Linked DNA regions of Homo sapiens: region 1 is linked to region 2. Evidence: chromatin loops called from intact Hi-C (ENCODE). Cell type or tissue: B cell. All regions are shown on one strand. Each heading gives the region's core, and the rest is flanking DNA. Links, peaks and the distances in the headings are about the cores only. Region 1 overlaps AFG1L (AFG1 like ATPase). Region 2 holds the start of AFG1L (AFG1 like ATPase).

Region 1 (8,340 bases), core at 160-8,159, 53 kb after region 2:
CAACATAGTGAGACCCCATCTCTACAGGATAGTTTGTTTGTTTGTTTGTTTGTTTTTTGAGATGGAGTCTCGTTCTGTTGCCCAGGCTGGGTGCAGTGGTGTGATCTCGGCTCACTGCAACCTCCGCCTCCTGGTTCAAGGTGATTCTCCCACCTCAGCCTCCCAAGTAGCTGAGATTATAGGCATGCACCACAGCGCCCAGCTAATTTTTGTATTTTCAGAAGAGACAGGGTTTGACCATGTTGGCCAGGCTGGTCTTGAACTCCTGACCTCAAGTGATCTGCCTGCCTTGGCCTCCCAAAGTGCTAGGATTACAGGCATGAGCCATCGCGCCCAGCCTACAGGATAGTTTTTTTTCATAAAAAATTAGCTGGATGTAGTGGTGTCCACCTGCCCCAGCTACTCAGGAGGCTGAGGCAAGAGGATTGCTTGAGTCCAGGAGTTCAAGGCTGTAGTATGCTATGATCATGCCACTGCACTCCAGCCTGGATGACAGAGTGAGACCCTGTCTCTAAAATAAATAAAATAAGACAAAGCCAAAAGCCTTATGGATGAGACCCTGAAAGCTAGGTTTTGAGAATGTTCTCTGCCAAATTATTGACCACTCCGGTTGATGCTAAGTGGCATAATCTTCACTTTTTTCTGTTTTACCCTCCCTTTCTGAACTCACTCCACCCTGTCATACCTTGTTTTTTGCACAGGTGTTAGGAACTGCTGCAGAGTATGAAGGTTACTCGTCTAAGTGTAACAAAATTCAAGATGGTTATTTGGGTTGATAATAGCATTAGGTAAGATAAGTTCTATTTTGCTTCATCTCCAGAGCCCTTCAGTTTCCAGTTTTGCTCTGGACCTGACTGCTTTCCTGACCTGCAGTGCCACTGTGGTCCTGGAAGCAGGCCTCCCTCTGACAAGCTTTTTTCCCTCTCAGGGGCCCTCTACATTTCCCAGAGCCTATGTTTTCTTCTTGCTGAGTAGGAAGTTTTGTTCATACCCTGAATTTATGAAAGGACAATTTTCCATTTTCACACTTGATGAATAGATTGGATGGATTGGTAGGAAATCATTTTTCCTCAATTGAAACAATTTCTTTTTTGTAAAAATGGTGTCTTGCATTGTTGCCCAGGCTAGTCTCAAACTCCGGGGCTCAAGCAATCCTAATGCCTCAGCCTCCCAAACATCATTTATTGAAGAGACAATTTCTTTCTCCCACTATGCTTTATATAGTTTTAGTAGCTTCTCTTATTTTTCTTCAGTATATTATTATATTGACTTCACTTTTATTTTTATTGATTGATTGATTGAGTGAGACAGGGTCTTGCTCTGTTGTCCAGGCTGGAGTGCAGTGATGTGATCTCGATTCACTGTAGTCTCCACCTCCCGGGCTCAAGCAATCCTTCCACCTCAGCCTCCGAAGTAGCTGGGACTGCGGGAGTACATCACCATGCCGGCTGATTTTTGTAGAGATGGGGTTTTGCTATGTTGCCCAGGCTAGAGCTCAAACAATCTGACCACCTTGGCCTCCCAAAGTGCTGGAATTATAGATGTGAGCCACCATGCCTGGCCCACTTTTATTTTTGAGATTTTTTTTTTTTGATGTCTGAATAGTCCTCTGTTTCCTCTGAGTTTATTCCCCTCTGCATATTTGTTCTGGTCTCTGACTTTTATGTTGGAAGTTTTTTCCAAATATCCATTGACCATTGGTACTAACAAGCTGATTGAAACTCCAGCTTGAGAGGTTTGGTGACTGGTGTGCTTTACCAGAAGGTAATCTGGTAGGGATCTAGGTCTTTCTTTGGGAGAAGCTTAACCAGTGTAAGTGCCTTCTGGCCTTTTTATCTGGAGATCATTCAGTTTCTCCAGAAAAATTCTTCTACTCTATTAATTGCTGAGAATGAACCTAGCTGTCATTGTTTGGGGAGCCCATCTGGGAAAGAAGAAGGGAAAGACTACATGGCTGGTAAATGGTAGAGGGGATGTACATTCAAGTTGTGTGACTGTGAACCCCTCGCTGTGGGCTACTATGGTTATTGCCTCCTGTGTTGAATCCTAAGAGGGGCTTCACAGCATTTTTTCCAATTTCCTTTTGTGGTAAATACACACATAAGATTTACCATCTTAATCATTTTTTAAGAGTACAGTTCAGTGGTATTAAATACATTCTTAATGTCATGCAGCCATCACTACCATTTATCTCCAGAACTACTTTCATCTTGTAAAACTGAAACTCTGAACCCATTAAACAATAATTCCCCATTCCTTCCTCCCTCCAGCCCCTGGCAACCCCTTTTTCTACTTTTTTTTTTTTAAATTGAGATGGGGTCTTGCTCTGTTGTCTAGGCTGCAGTACAGTGGTGTGAACATGGCTCACTGTAGCCTTGACCTCCTGAGTTCAAACAATCCTTCAACTTCAGCCCCCTGAGTAACTGGGACCACAGGCGCATGCCACCATGCCTGGCTAATTCTTTTTAACTATTTGCAGAGATGAGGTCTCCCTATATTGCCCAGGCTGGTCTTGAACTCTTGGGCTCAAGTGATCCTCCCACCTCAGCCTCCCAAAGTGCTCAGATTATAGGTGTGAGCCACAGCACCTGACTTCTACTTTCTGTCTCTTTAATTGTTCGCTGTTCTAAGTACCTCATGTAAGTGGAATGGAGAATATTTGTCTTTTTGTGACTGGTTTATGTCACCTAGCATAATGTCCCCAATGTTCATTCATGTATACGTTAGAGTTTTTTCCCTTTTTAAGGCTGCATAATATTTCAGCTTTAAACACTTTTATATCAAGTTTTTTTCTTACTTATTGTATATAATAGCCCCTCTTGGTTCTGTATATAGGACAGTTAGGAAGACTATGTATATGATTATATTTAATTATTTGCATGGTAGAGATTTATAATTTGTTCTTAATTTGCAGCTTTTTTCAAGGAGCAAACCTCCAAGGGGCCTGTATGTTTATGGAGATGTTGGTAAGTGTGTTAAAATAAGTTTTGGGTGGGCAAAACAGAAAGTTTCTCAGCTTTCTCTCAGGGATGATTTCTATTTCTATCCCTCAATCTGTTACCAGCAAGGGAATAGGATGAGGCAGGGTAAGGTAGGGAGAGAAGAAAAGGGAGAGAGGGCAGTTATCTCAGCTTTTACTTTACTTCTCACAGGATACAGCTGTAGTCTAGGGCAGAATTAGTCACCATGTTAGGGTGCAAACATTATTTAATGTATAAAGTAATTAATATCAGGGAAGGAAATCAACTACAGATAGGTTATTAGACAAATCAGGATTCCATGACTCATTAACTCAGCTTAATACTTTTTAAAAAAATAAGCTGTTCTTTTTTACTTTTAATTTCCATTAATATTTCTAGTCATAACCTAAGCCCTTGGATGAATAATTTAGTCGTTATTATCTTTAATGTAGTTGACAGTAGATACTCTTAATGCATAAGTGGTAACATTTCCTTGGTCTCCCAGTTCTAGACATTGGGCAGAAAGACTCACATATTGCTGGAAACTTTCTGAGTGGTCACTTCTTTCTAGGTTTTCCTAATCATGTAGTGTCTTGCTTATGAAGTCTTCCCTGACCTCATTCTTACTGAAATATTCTGTTTTGTGGTTTCTATTTTCTTCAAACAAATCCTTTTCTCTTAGTCTTAAACCTCTCCTTGGCCACCCTCAGCCACTGATATCATGAAGGAGTTTCTACTTGGCTTTTTTGCCTCCTTGCTTTCAATTATTTCTTTGATGTCTTTTTTAATTTTTTAATTTTAATTTTTTCTAATCCCTCAGTTTACTGTCAATCAATTATTTCTTCTACTGGCATACTCAAAACTCACATTCACATGTAACGAGGTCAGTTTTGGACCTAGACTAATATTCACACTCTAGGCTCCCCTATAGCCACAACACATTTGCGTTATGAGGGAGTGATGGCAGGGGATATTATCTTAGTAACATTTTTAGGAAAAGAAAAAAAAAGGGCATTGAATAAGTAGGTTTTGTTTTGTTTTTGTTTTTGTTTTTGTTTTTGTTTTGAGATGGAGTCTCTCTCTGTCACCCAGGCTGGTGCGGTGGCGCGATCTCGGCTCACTGCAAGCTCCGCCTCCCGGGTTCACGCCATTCTCCTGCCTCAGCCTCCCAAGTAGCTGGGACGACAGGTGTCTGCCACCATGCCCGGCTAATTTTTTGTATTTTTAGTAGAGACGGGGTTTCACCGTGTTAGCCAGGATGGCCTCGATCTCCTGACCTCGTGATCCGCTCTCCTCGGCCTTCCAAAGTGCTGGGATTACAGGCATGAGCCATGGCGCCCAGCCAAATAAGTAGTTTTAATGCCTTAAAGATTAAACTGTTCCTTTCTAAACTGTTCCTTCTTTTTCTAATTTGTTTACTGCTACCTTGCATTGAATGTCCGTTTTGTATTTCCAGATTTAGCTAATCTAATAAGAGAGAATAATTTAGTTCACAAAAGTGAACATTAGAGATTGCCCCTTAAAATTCTTCAGGTTCTTGAAATTACAGAAAAGAAGGTCAAACTATTCTTTTTCTTAGTTCATTGGCTAATTGGTACTTTTGAGACCAATGTATACTTACTTCTTATTTTGAAAGCAGTTATAACAGACACTTGATCAATTTTATGTTCCTGCACCTTTGGGCACCATTAATGATTCTCATCTTGTTGTCAGGTCTCATTCTTTGCCTCCTGAGAACATCTACTTCCAGTACCTTCACTTTCATATTAAGTCATCGCTAAAATCAACAACTTTGTTCCTCCTGTTACCTTAACCACCTGACCATAAATGGAGATGGTTAAAGAAGCATAACTGCTTCCACTTCTGTAAAAGCACTTTTTTTTTAAAAACCCTATGAATGTTGTTGGATTTTAGTTTAGAAAATACAGCCATATGGTAACTAATTGAAGGGAAGCATATTACAAGTTATTCATCTGAGTGTTTGAAAGCAATAGAAAAGATGTGATAGTATGGGATGTTCATATAGTTTGGGTAGGTGGCAACCTTTGTTTGGAAACATCCTTATAATATAGAGAGGGGAAGAGAAAGGAATTCTGAAATGGGAAGTGAGACGAACATTTTGGTGGCTATAATAAGTTTAGTTCAGACCACTTATAAAATATGTAATCGGCCAGGCATGGTGGCTCATACCTGTAATCCCAGCACTTTGGTAGGCCGAGGCGAGTGGATTGCCTAAGCCCAGGAGTTCAAGACCAGCCTGGGCAACATGGCAAAACCCTGTCTCCACAAAAAATACAAAAATTAGCCTGGTGTGGTGGCATGTGCCTATAGTCCCAATTACTCGAGAGGCTAAGGTGGGAGGATCACTTGAGCCTAGGAGGTCAAGGCTGCAGTGAGCCATGATTATGCCACTGCACTCCAGTCTGGGCAACAGAGTGAGACCCCCATCTCAAAAATGAAATAAAATAGGTAATAAAAGATCAAGTTTTCATTTGAGGGGCTCTCTGTATGGGAGAGTAGCCTCAAAATGCCACCATAAGCTCTTATTCTTTATTCTTTTCCTTTGTTGGACTTGGGAAACAGGTATTAAATTTTAACAAGGCTGGGCATGGTGGCTCATGCCTGTAATCTCAGCACTTTGGGAGGCTGAGGCAGGATGATTGCTTAAGACCAGGAGTTTGAGACTAGCCTGGACAACTAGGTGAGACCCCATCTCTACAAAAAAATTAAAAAATTAGCTGAGCATGGTGGTGTGTGCCTGTGGTTCCAGCTACTCAGTAGGATGAGGTGGGAGGATCACTTGAGCCTGGGAGATCAAGGTTGCAGTGAGTTGAGATTGCACCACTGCACTCCAGCCTGGGCTACAGAGTGAGGCCCTATCTTAAAAATAAATAAATAAGTAAATTGGGCTAGGTGCGGTGGCCCACGCCTATAATGCCAGCAACTTTGGGGGGCTGAGGGGGGCGGGTCATTGAGGTCAGGATTTCAGACCAGCCTGGCCAAAATGGTGAAACCCCGCCTCTACTAAAAGTACAAAAATTAGCCGGGTGTGGTGGTGGGTGCCTGTAGTCACAGCTACTCAGGAGGCTGAGGCAGAGGTTGCAGTGAGCCGAGATCGCACCACTGCACTCCAGCCTGGGCAACAGAACAAGACTCTGTCTCAAAATAAATAAATAAATACATAAGTAAATAAAATAAAAATAAATAAATAAACATGCTTGAGCTCAGGAGTTCGAGACCAGCCTGGGCAACATAGGGAGACCTCATCTCTTATGTATTTTTTTTTTTTAAGAAAAATTTAAATAAATAAATAATTTTTAAGGAGACTTCATGGGATAGAGAATACCTACCTGGTAGCACTCCCTTCCCACTTTTCATTCTTGCACTCTATTTGGGCTTTGTCCTGCTCACTTCACCTCTTTCTTCGCAGATGTGTTGAGATGATTGACTCAGATGGATTCTAAATCCTGGGAACTGCAGTAGGGTTGATGTATGAGTTGGAGGGATTATTATCATGGTTCAATCTTGAAATGAATTATTTTTGTTATAAAATGTTTATCACATCTCATATAGAAGCCAAAAGCTGTGGTAGTAGTATTTTGTGACTTCATTCATACCCTACAGCTGGCTTTCTCACAACAGAGCCTCAGCTCTTGACCAGCTGACTGCGGTGGTGATGGCAGAGTTAATGATTTCTCTGGTACACTAGAAGAGAATAAAAGTACATTTTGCTTATCAGCCCCTTTCCTGCTGCCTCCTGGTTTCACCTCACCTGTTTCACATTGATTCAGATTCTAGTTTCACCAGGTGAAAGGTAGGCTGGTTTTAAGGTTAGGAGTTAGGAAGCATAGTTCTCCCTGGCTTGGATGTAGGGATACATGTGCCTACTACACACCTAGGCTGTATTATAGAACCTATTCCTCCTGTGCTACAAACCTGTGCAGCATGTTACTGTATTGAATACTGTAGGCAGTTGTAACGCTGTGGTATTTGTTTATCTAAACATATCTAAACAGAGAAGGTGCAGTAATAATACAGTATAATAGATAAAATATGGGATGCCTGTTTGACCATGAATGGACTGGAAGTTGCTCTGAATGAATCAGTGAGTGAGTGGTGAGTGGATGTGAAGGCTGAGGACATTTCTGTATACTACTTTATACAAGATGTTATCAGTGCTGTGTACTTGGGCTACACTAAATTTATAAAAAAAATTAATTGTACTTCCATGTTAGGATAGCTATGACATCACTAAGTGATAGAAGTTTTTCAGCTTCTTTATAATCTTTTGGGACCACCATTGTGTATGTGGTCCATTGTTGACCAAAATGTCATTATATGCGTTACTGTTTATAGAAATGCGGTGGATTTTTTGATGACCTTGTATCCTGTGATCTTGCTAAATTTAATTATTAACTCTAGTGGTGATTTGGTAGATTCTTTAGGATTTTTTTGTGTGTATACAATTAGGTCATCTGCCAATAAAGATAATTTTACTTCTTTAAATTTTTATGCCTTTTATTTCTTTTTGCTGCCTCCTTGCACCAGCTAGGACCCGAGTACAATGTTGAATAGAAGTGGTGCGTGTAGACATCCTTGCCTGTGTCAAATTGTAGGGGAGAAGTGTGCAGTCTTTTACAAATAAGCATATTAACTATATGTTTTAAAAAATGTATTCAATTGTTTTTATTATGGTAAAACACGTAACATAAAATTTTCCCTTTTAAACATTTCCAGTGTATGATTCAGTATCATTAAGTCTATTCACATTGTTGTACAACTATTACCACCATCCATTTTCAGAACATGAGTGTAGACATCCTTGCCTTTGTCAAATTGTAGGGGAGAAGTGTTCAGTCTTTTACCAATAAGCATATTAACTAAAGCTTTTTAAAAATGTATTTAATTGTTTTTATTATGGTAAAACACATTACATAAAATTTACCCTTTTAAACATTTTCAGTGTATAATTCAGTAGTATTGTCTGTTCACATTGTTGTACAACTATTACCACCATCTATCTTCAGAACATTTTTATCTTCCCAAACTGAAACTCTGTGTCCATTAAACAACAACATCCTATTCTACCTCTCTCCCACATTTTCCACATCCCACCCCAGACTCCCCTGGCCTGGCAACCACCATTCTACTTTCTGTCTTTATGAATTTGATTATTCTTCAGTACCTTATATAAATGGAATCATATAATATTTGTCCTTTTGGGTCTGGATTATTTTACTTAGCAAAATATCTTCAAGATTCATCCATATTATTGTGTATTGCATATGAGTTGGATTCCTTTTTAAGGCTGAATAATATACTTGGTATTCATGGGGGATTGGTTTCAGGATGCCCTTGGATACTAAAATTTGAGGATGCT
Region 2 (8,340 bases), core at 54-8,053:
TGTGGTCCTAGCTACTCGGGACACTGAGGTGGGAGGATTGCCCTCTTAAGCCAGAGAGGTCAAGGTTGCAGTGAGCCGAGATCCCACCACTGCACTCCAGCCTGGGTGGCAGAGAAAGACCCTGTCTCAAAAAAAAAAAAAAAAGAAAAAGAAGAAAAACAGAGAGAGCTTGAATTAGTGACAAAATCAGAGCTGAAATATAACTCCTGACTCAGTATGTTTTCTATTGACCACTTTCTTTCTTATTTCCTCATTTCTTTCATTGTATTTGTCCTTCTCTAGACTATTTTAGTTTGGTTTTATGCTTAATATTAGATGCCAGAGCTACTTGCCATTTTCTCTAGGAAGATTTTTTAAATAAGGACAAGAAAATACCTTGTAATTTTATGACTTATTTCAAATAGTTTTCCTGACAATGTTAAAAAATTTTTTCAGGCTAATTATTTTGTTTAATTTGTTTTAGGAATTGCAGGAACAGCAGGATTAATGTTTTAATAAAATGGTTTACAATGGCTACTTAGTCTTCTGGTCATTCTCTTGACTACATCAATTATAATATAATTGAATACATCAATTACAATCTAAGTTATTAAGTTAATCTAAGTTATTTCCCTCTAAATTAGCTTACATTTGTACAAAATAAAGTTAATTTCCTAAGTTTCTACTTGCACAACCATGTGAAAATTTCCTGTAGGTCTTCTTTGGCATCAAATTATCCATGAGTGCTTATATCACCTCCATAATTATTAAGCTGTTGGAATTTCTAATAAAGGATAATTTCATTGGCCAAGGCAAGTGATTTTTCGGAGCAAACATAATGAAATCTAAATACTCTCTGAGAGTCTTTTGAGTGTGATAAATACATATGCAAGTCAAGGGAGAAACAATCAGATTTTTCAAAAGGTCTTTCACAAAGTGTCACACCAAAAATTAGCAACAAAATAAAAAAAAAATCACCATAGTATGGAAGAACAGTTTGTCATGTCAGGCAGTGGAATTACAGAGAGAAGATAAATAGTACGTGTAAATTGGCTTATTTTGACAGATACAATCAAAATAATTTTTTCCATGAATGATTTGACCAAGTTGGTAGAGACGTCTCTAAATTATTATACCGTGCTACACTTTCTCTTTCTTGTTTCTTTGGAATCCCTCTTCTAGTGTGGACCAACTGTCTGACTTCCTAGAGTTCTTCTTAGTGTAGTCTTTTCATTTGTTTTCACACAACTGAAGTTTCTCCTTCCTATACTCCAGACTTTCTTGCCTGCCTGACTTCACTGTATTCCCTGTTCTTGGAAGGTCTTTATCTCTTAAAAGTTAAGCTTGTAGTGCTTGCTTTGGCAGCACATATATTAAAATTGGAACGATACAGAGATTAGCATGATCTCTGCGCAAGGATGACACACAAATTCGTGAAGTAGTCCATGTTTTTAAAAATTAAAAAAAAAAAAGCTTTAAAGCTTGGGATGGTGGTTGGCACCTGTAGTCCCAGCTACTGGGGAGGCTGAAGCAGGAGGATCATGTAAGTTCAGGTGTTCAAGGCTACTATGCACAATGATGGAGTCTGTGAATAGCCACAGCACTTGGGCCTGGGCAACATAGTGAGGCCACTTCTCTTAAAAAAAAAAAAAACAAAAAACAAAAAAACAAAAGTTGAGTTTTTAGAAGGCCTTTTTGATTTACCAGCCAAACTGCTCTCTCATTGATTCCACAACACTGAATTATCTTTTAGCATGATCTCTGCGCAAGGATGACACACAAATTCGTGAAGTAGTCCATGTTTTTAAAAATTAAAAAAAAAAAAGCTTTAAAGCTTGGGATGGTGGTTGGCACCTGTAGTCCCAGCTACTGGGGAGGCTGAAGCAGGAGGATCATGTAAGTTCAGGTGTTCAAGGCTACTATGCACAATGATGGAGTCTGTGAATAGCCACAGCACTTGGGCCTGGGCAACATAGTGAGGCCACTTCTCTTAAAAAAAAAAAAACAAAAAACAAAAAAACAAAAGTTGAGTTTTTAGAAGGCCTTTTTGATTTACCAGCCAAACTGCTCTCTCATTGATTCCACAACACTGAATTATCTTTATTTTTAAAAAAATTTATTCTAAAAGTCTTTGTATTTTGTTCCCTCCCCCTTCCCCCTTCCCCTCCCCTTCACTCCCCCTTCCCCTCCCCTTCACTCCCCCTTCCCCTCCCCTCCTCTTCTCTTTTCTTTTTTTGAGACAGAGTCTCGCTCAGCTGCCCAGGCTGGAGTGCAGTGGCACGATCTCGACTCACTGCAGCCACCCTCTCCCGGATTCAAGCGATTCTCCCTGCCTCCGCCTCCCAAGTAGCTGGGATTATAGGCACCTGCCATCATGCCGGCTAATTTTTGTATTTTAGTAGAGACAGGGTTTCACCATGTTGGCTAGGCTGGTCTTGAACTCCTGACCTCAGGTGATACGCCTGCCTCAGCCTCCTAAAGTGCTAGGATTACAGGCGTGAGCCACCGCGCCGGGCCTTCTCTTTTTTTTTTTTTTTTTGTTTTTTTTTTGTTTTTTTGAGACAGGGACTCACTCTGTCTCCCAGGCAGGAGTGCAGTGGCACAATCCCAGCTCACTACAGCCTCCACCTCCTGGACGCAACCCCCACCTCGGCCTCCCTAGTAACTAGGACTACAGGGCACAGGCCACCATGCCCAGTTTTGTATTTTTTGCAGAGACAGGATCTCGCTATGTTGCCCAGACTGGTCTCAAACTCCCGGGCTCAAGCGATTCTCCTGCCTGGGCCTCCCAGGCATGAGCCACCTAGCCCGGCCTGTATTATCTTTTCTGGAATTCATCTCGCTTACTGGATTGCCAGCCTCTTCTGGACAGCAATTTGTACTCCTAATTCGCTTATTATAGTATGTCAAAGCATTTATTGTTTAATCAAATTAGGGCAGATCAATGAGAAGTTACCCTTCGGATACACTGTCCCATGACTTCTCCGTCCACCGACAGTCCTTCTTAGGCCCTTGGCTTTCCCATGCCACTTATACAATCTTTCAAAACATTTGAGTGCGTACCATTTATATTATTCAAATACGAAAAGGGAAAGCGGTAGGCGCACATTTCAGGTACTCGTCAAAGATGAGTTGGACGCTGGAGATAAAATAAAAAATGGGCCTACCATTTAGGGAGGTGTGACGAAGTGACACCACTCTTCCGTTAAAACCCGAGGGCCCATTGGGTCACCTCCATTTTATTCAGGTTTCGGAATCTCGGTCATGTGAGCTAACTTAAAAGGCTCAAGAGTGGTTACCTGCCTACCCGTCATAATCACTTCCCAATTCCTTGAAAACTTCGGGTTCCTCGGCCGGCCGCCAGCGCCGGGCGGAGAATCGCCCTCCCTCCCACTGCCCAGACTGGAGCTGCCTGTTCCGTTCCACCCCGCCCCACCCCACTGCATGCTGGGAGTCGTAGTCCCGGCTGGCAGCGTCCGGAAGGACGGGAGGGCACGGGAGTGCAGCCCGCCCATGTGGCTACTGGAGGTCACGTTCCCTAACTGATCCCTTGGTTCTCTCGGGTGGAGCCTTCAGCGTGCACGGCGGGGTTTGACTTTGCCACCGTCTCTCTTCTGGGTTCCAATAAAGTTTTCCTCTTCCTCTCCTCGTACGGAGTTCAAGATGGCGGCCTCCTGGTCGCTCTTGGTTACCCTGCGCCCCTTAGCACAGAGCCCGCTGAGAGGGAGATGTGTTGGGTGCGGGGCCTGGGCCGCCGCTCTCGCTCCTCTGGCCACCGCCCCTGGGAAGCCCTTTTGGAAAGGTCAGTGACTGTGCCATGAGTAGTCCGAGCCGACTGCATATGACTGGAGAAGCCTCTGGGATTACCCTCCCTGTCCGATCTACCCCAGGTGTCTCCTGCTTTCACGAAGCTGAGGGCTCCTCGAGAGGAGTTTCCATTTCTCTTGACCTTTTATACTGTCTGTGAATGAGCCCTGAGCACTGAGGGAAATGACCCTGAGTGACTTTCATTTTGAGGGTCAGAGGTTGACTCAGAGTTTGTTCCTTCCGGGACGTTTAGAGAGCTGAACCTAGTGGGAGTGCCTGGCTTGAAGAGATGCAGGTGTGGGGTTGGGGCCTGGGGACCCCTACCCTCTGCGTTTTCCAAGCTCTCGGGGCTGGTGACTGACGGGCACTGGAGGAAGAGCCGCGCCTGGGACCTCTGCAGGCCCTGATGTCTCTCGTGATTCTAGGAAGGAAGGTCCACACACATTCTCAGATTGAGGGATCGATTCTTGGTGTTCTTTTCAAGTCACTAGGGGCTTCAGTGGAATTATTTTGTCACCGGGCTTTCTTTCTCCCTGGCTTCCTTCATTCAGTTATATGTTCATGAATGAATGAATGAATGTATATTCTGAGTAACCAAGAGTGCCAGTTTTACTGCTCTATTCATGTATTCGCACTAAACTGCACGATTTTCAAAGGCAAGGACATTGTGTCATTGTTTCCTAAGCACTTAGCGCAATGATTGGTACTTGACGTGCAAATATGATTTTTGAGTGAATGAATGAATGAAATTATTCTCCTTGTCTCCCTCATCCACATACTCGTTTTCCTTTTTCTCAAATCCAAGCAACCCCTGTAATATACCTTAATAGATTGATAGACCTTAATAAGGTATATACCTTAATAGATTATTTATTAATTTAGCTAAAAATATGACAATCTTTGACCCTTATCATCAATGCAGTTGAAATTAATACTAGAACTTTGATTAGGTCACCTTACGTCTTTCTGCAAAGATTAGCATAATGCATTTAGTATAATGGAATAGGCTCCACACACTGCCTGGGGGTAGCCCTGATCTGCTGGAGTAGTCGTTAAAAGTAAATAAATAAATAAAGATATAATGGAATATTCTGGTAGTGTAAGCTGTGGATTATAATATAAATTTTATTTTTCATTTTTGGTAGTCAATAAAAGCAAATGCTATAAATTTCAACAGGTGCAAGAAAGAATATGGCAAAATGTAAGGCTTTTTTCTATCCCTATCCCTTAGCTGCTTAGTTTTTCTCCTCAGAGGCAATCTGTGATACTAGTTTCTTATGTATTCTTCCAGATATATTCTGTGTATGTATAAGCATATACATATATAGATAATGGTATTAAAAAAATAGAAGTAGTAACATGCTGTACACATTGTTTTGTGTATACAGCAGTTAATTCTGTTAATTGTTAATTTCTTTTTAAATTTAGTAGCTTGGAGATCATTCCATATCAATACCATATCAATTTCATATGAATAGAACTGCCTCGTGTTTTAAGTTTTAAAAATAGTATTCCATTCTATGTATATACCATGATTTATGAACATTAAAGATTTAAGGAGCATCATTATAACATATAAAATTCACTGAATGCTTATTCTGTGTCATACAATATACTAAGTACTTTCTACATACATTATCTTATTATTCCTCATTATCCTCATTTTGGAGATCATGAATCCAAGGTTGCTGAAGTTATATGGCTAGTAAGTGTCAGAACTGGATTCAAGTGAAGGCTGTGCTATTAATCTATACTCACACTTTCTCCAATACACAAAATTTAGCCAATTCTGGGTGTGAAGATTTGATGAAAATGCAGTTAGGTTAGAGGTCCATTTAATTGTATCTAAGGACGCTCCCTTCCCCTCTTTATTTTTATTTTGTTTATTTATTTATTTTTTTGAGATAGAGCCTTGCTCTGTCTCCCAGACTGGAGTGCAATGGTACAATCTCGGCTCACTGCAACCTCCACCTCCTGGATTCAAGCAATTCTCCCTGCCTCAGCCTCCCTAGTAGCTGAGATCACAGGCACCCACCACCACGCCTGGCTAGTTTTTGTATTTTTAGTAGAGATGGGGTTTCACCATGTTGGGCAGGCTGGTCTCAAACTCCTGACCTCAGGTGATCCGGAGCCTCGGCCCCCCAAAATGCTGGGATTACAGGCGTGAGCCATGGTGCCCTGCCCCCATCTTTAAATAAAAGGAAAATTTTAGTTGAAATTTTGTTCAGTATTCAGAGTCTGATTTACAAATCGATTTTCTATCCCTTTCCTGTTTTTTTGGGGGGGTACATTTCTATTTTACCTTCATTTTTCATCTTTTGAAGTCTACTATTTAGTACAGTGTAATGTGGCTGGGTGTGGTGGCTCACACCTGTAATCCTGGCACTTTGGAAGCCTGAGGGAGTAGGATCACTTGAGCTCAGGAGTTTGAGACCAGCCTGGGCAACATGGCAAAACCCCCTCTCTATAAAAAATACAAAACTTAGCCGGGTGTGGTGGTGCACGCCTGTAGTCCCAGCTACTTGGGAGGCTGAGGTGGGAGGATCACTTGAGCCCAGGAAGTCGAGGCTGCAGTGAGCTGAGAGAGATGGCGTCACTGCACTGCAGGCTGGGTGACAGAGTGAGAACCTGTCTCAAAAAAAAAAAAAAAAAAAAAGGAAAAGTGAATGAACCTGAGTTCTAGCCCTTGAATAGCCCATAGTCTTGAGAGGCATATGGAATTATGGTAGCCAGCATTTGATGAGCCCCTTCTGTGTTCTAGGCACTTTGCTTGCAGTTTCTGTTTCATAATTTAATCTTCATAAAACTCTATAAAAATTATTGTCTTTATTTTATAGATGAATAAACAAGGATGGTCACCCAACTTGGATTTTAAACCCAGGTGTTTTTGCTTCAGAGTCACAAACTTAACTGCTATTTGTACTAGCTTTTTAATGTAACAGTGAACATTAATAACATATTGTACCATGATCTAAGCCTGTTTGAAGTGTTATAAGACTGCAGAGGAGGAAGCAGCTCTGCTTGGAGAGGGGAAGAATTTTTTTTTTTTTTTTTTTTTTTGAGACAGAGTCTCGCTCTGTCACCCAGGCTGTAGTGCAATGGTGTGATCTCTGCTCATTGCAACCTCTGCCTCCTGGGTTCAAGCGATTTTCCTGCCTCAGCCTCCTGAGTAGCTGGAATTACAGGCGCCCGCCACCACACCCAACTAATTTTCGTATTTTTAGTAGAGAGGGGGTTTCAACATGTTGGTCAGGCTGGTCTTGAACTCCTGACCTCAGGTGATCCACCCATCTTGGCCTCCCAAAGTGTTGGTATTACAGGTGTGAGCCACTGTGGCTGGCCAGATTTTTTATTTTTAGCAAAAGTGTGGATGTGAGCTGTACATGGCCCTTATTGGTTTATGGTCTCTGAGAGAGCAGTTAGAGATGAAGCTGTAAAGGTGGGCTGATGTGGTTGAGAAGAGTCTCTTACAGTATGTTAAGATGTCTAAGCTCAGTGGGACACTAGTGGAAGTTTCTCAGGAATAGAAGTGATCAGATCTATTTTAGCATGATTTCTCTTGTGGCCACCTGAAAAACAAACCAGAAATGCCTGGATGGGAGAATACTGGAAGCTGGGTGATTATTTAGGAGGAAGCTGAAGTAGATAGAGTGTTAGGGAGTGGTTTAGGGGCTGAATTACTGCTGTGGTGAAGGAGAGCAGGGCAGCTGAGGGAGGGAATTCAGAGACACTTCTTTGATAGAATTAACATACTTGGCCAGGCACAGTGGCTCATGCCTGTAATCCCAGCACTTTGGGAGGCTGAGGCTGGCGGATCACCTGAGGTCAGGAGTTTGAGACCAGCCTGGCCAACATGGTGAAACCTCGTCTCTACTAAAAATACAAAAATTAGCTGGGCGTGGTGGTGCATGCCTGTAATCCCAGCTACTTGGGAGGCTGAGGCAGGAGAATCGCTTGAACCCAGGCGGCGGAGGTTGCAGTGAGCCAAGATCACACCACTGCGCTCCAGCCTGGGGGACAGAGCAAGACTCCATCTCAAAAAAGAAAAAAAAAAAAAATAAATTAACATACTTGGACATACTTGGAAGAGACAAGGAAAGGGAGGAGTGAAGGTAAATTTAGGTTTCCTATTGCAGGTGAAATAATGACATAATAAGTAAAAAGTAAAACAATAAAAAAGCAATTGAGGTTTCTGAGTTTGGGCAATGTAATCAAAAGAAACAAAACAAAAATGAAACTAAATGATAGGGCCAAAGGATTTTAGAGGGATATTCAATATGGGGCTTGTTAAATTTGAGGCATTTATTATAGTTCCAGGTAAATAAGTCTAGTTAGTTGTAGGACACTTGGGGATCTGAGACTAAGAAAGAAAATATGAGGTATTGGGAGCCATGAGAATAGAAGAATGAGCCTGGGAATATATGTGTAGGGTGAAAAGAGCCTGTGGCTTGTGCCTGAAATCCCAGCTACTCATGAGGCCAAAGCAGGAGGATTGCTTGCGGCCAGGAGTTTGAGACAAGCCTGGGCAGCATAATGAGACCCTGTCTCTAAAAA

The links. Peaks named below come from ENCODE experiments on the same cell type or tissue, not always from the same donor. Only the 100,000 strongest peaks of a DNase experiment are listed, where the experiment ranks them.
Region 1: a loop joins it to region 2, with 9 times the contacts of the local background. A loop is called at or near these places in 3 of 110 quality-filtered maps.

The regions. Positions count from the first base shown.
Region 1 is chr6:108,344,074-108,352,413 of GRCh38, forward strand. AFG1L (AFG1 like ATPase) reads left to right here. Exons shown (of 13, transcript NM_145315.5): 3 at 2,915-2,966. Among named protein-coding and RNA genes, the nearest start is that of AFG1L, 53 kb to the left of the region's middle. RefSeq lists an enhancer at 4,650-4,819. In B cell, for the core only: no CTCF peak of the experiment used is centred there; a DNase peak (open chromatin) is centred at 4,778; H3K4me3 peaks cover 1,252 bases; H3K27ac peaks cover 2,161 bases.
Region 2 is chr6:108,291,438-108,299,777 of GRCh38, forward strand. It overlaps AFG1L (AFG1 like ATPase), which reads left to right and starts at 3,617. Exons shown (of 13, transcript NM_145315.5): 1 at 3,617-3,781. The coding sequence starts at 3,643. It also overlaps the pseudogene RNU6-1144P. RefSeq lists an enhancer at 3,469-3,958. In B cell, for the core only: no CTCF peak of the experiment used is centred there; a DNase peak (open chromatin) is centred at 3,424; H3K4me3 peaks cover 1,980 bases; H3K27ac peaks cover 2,033 bases.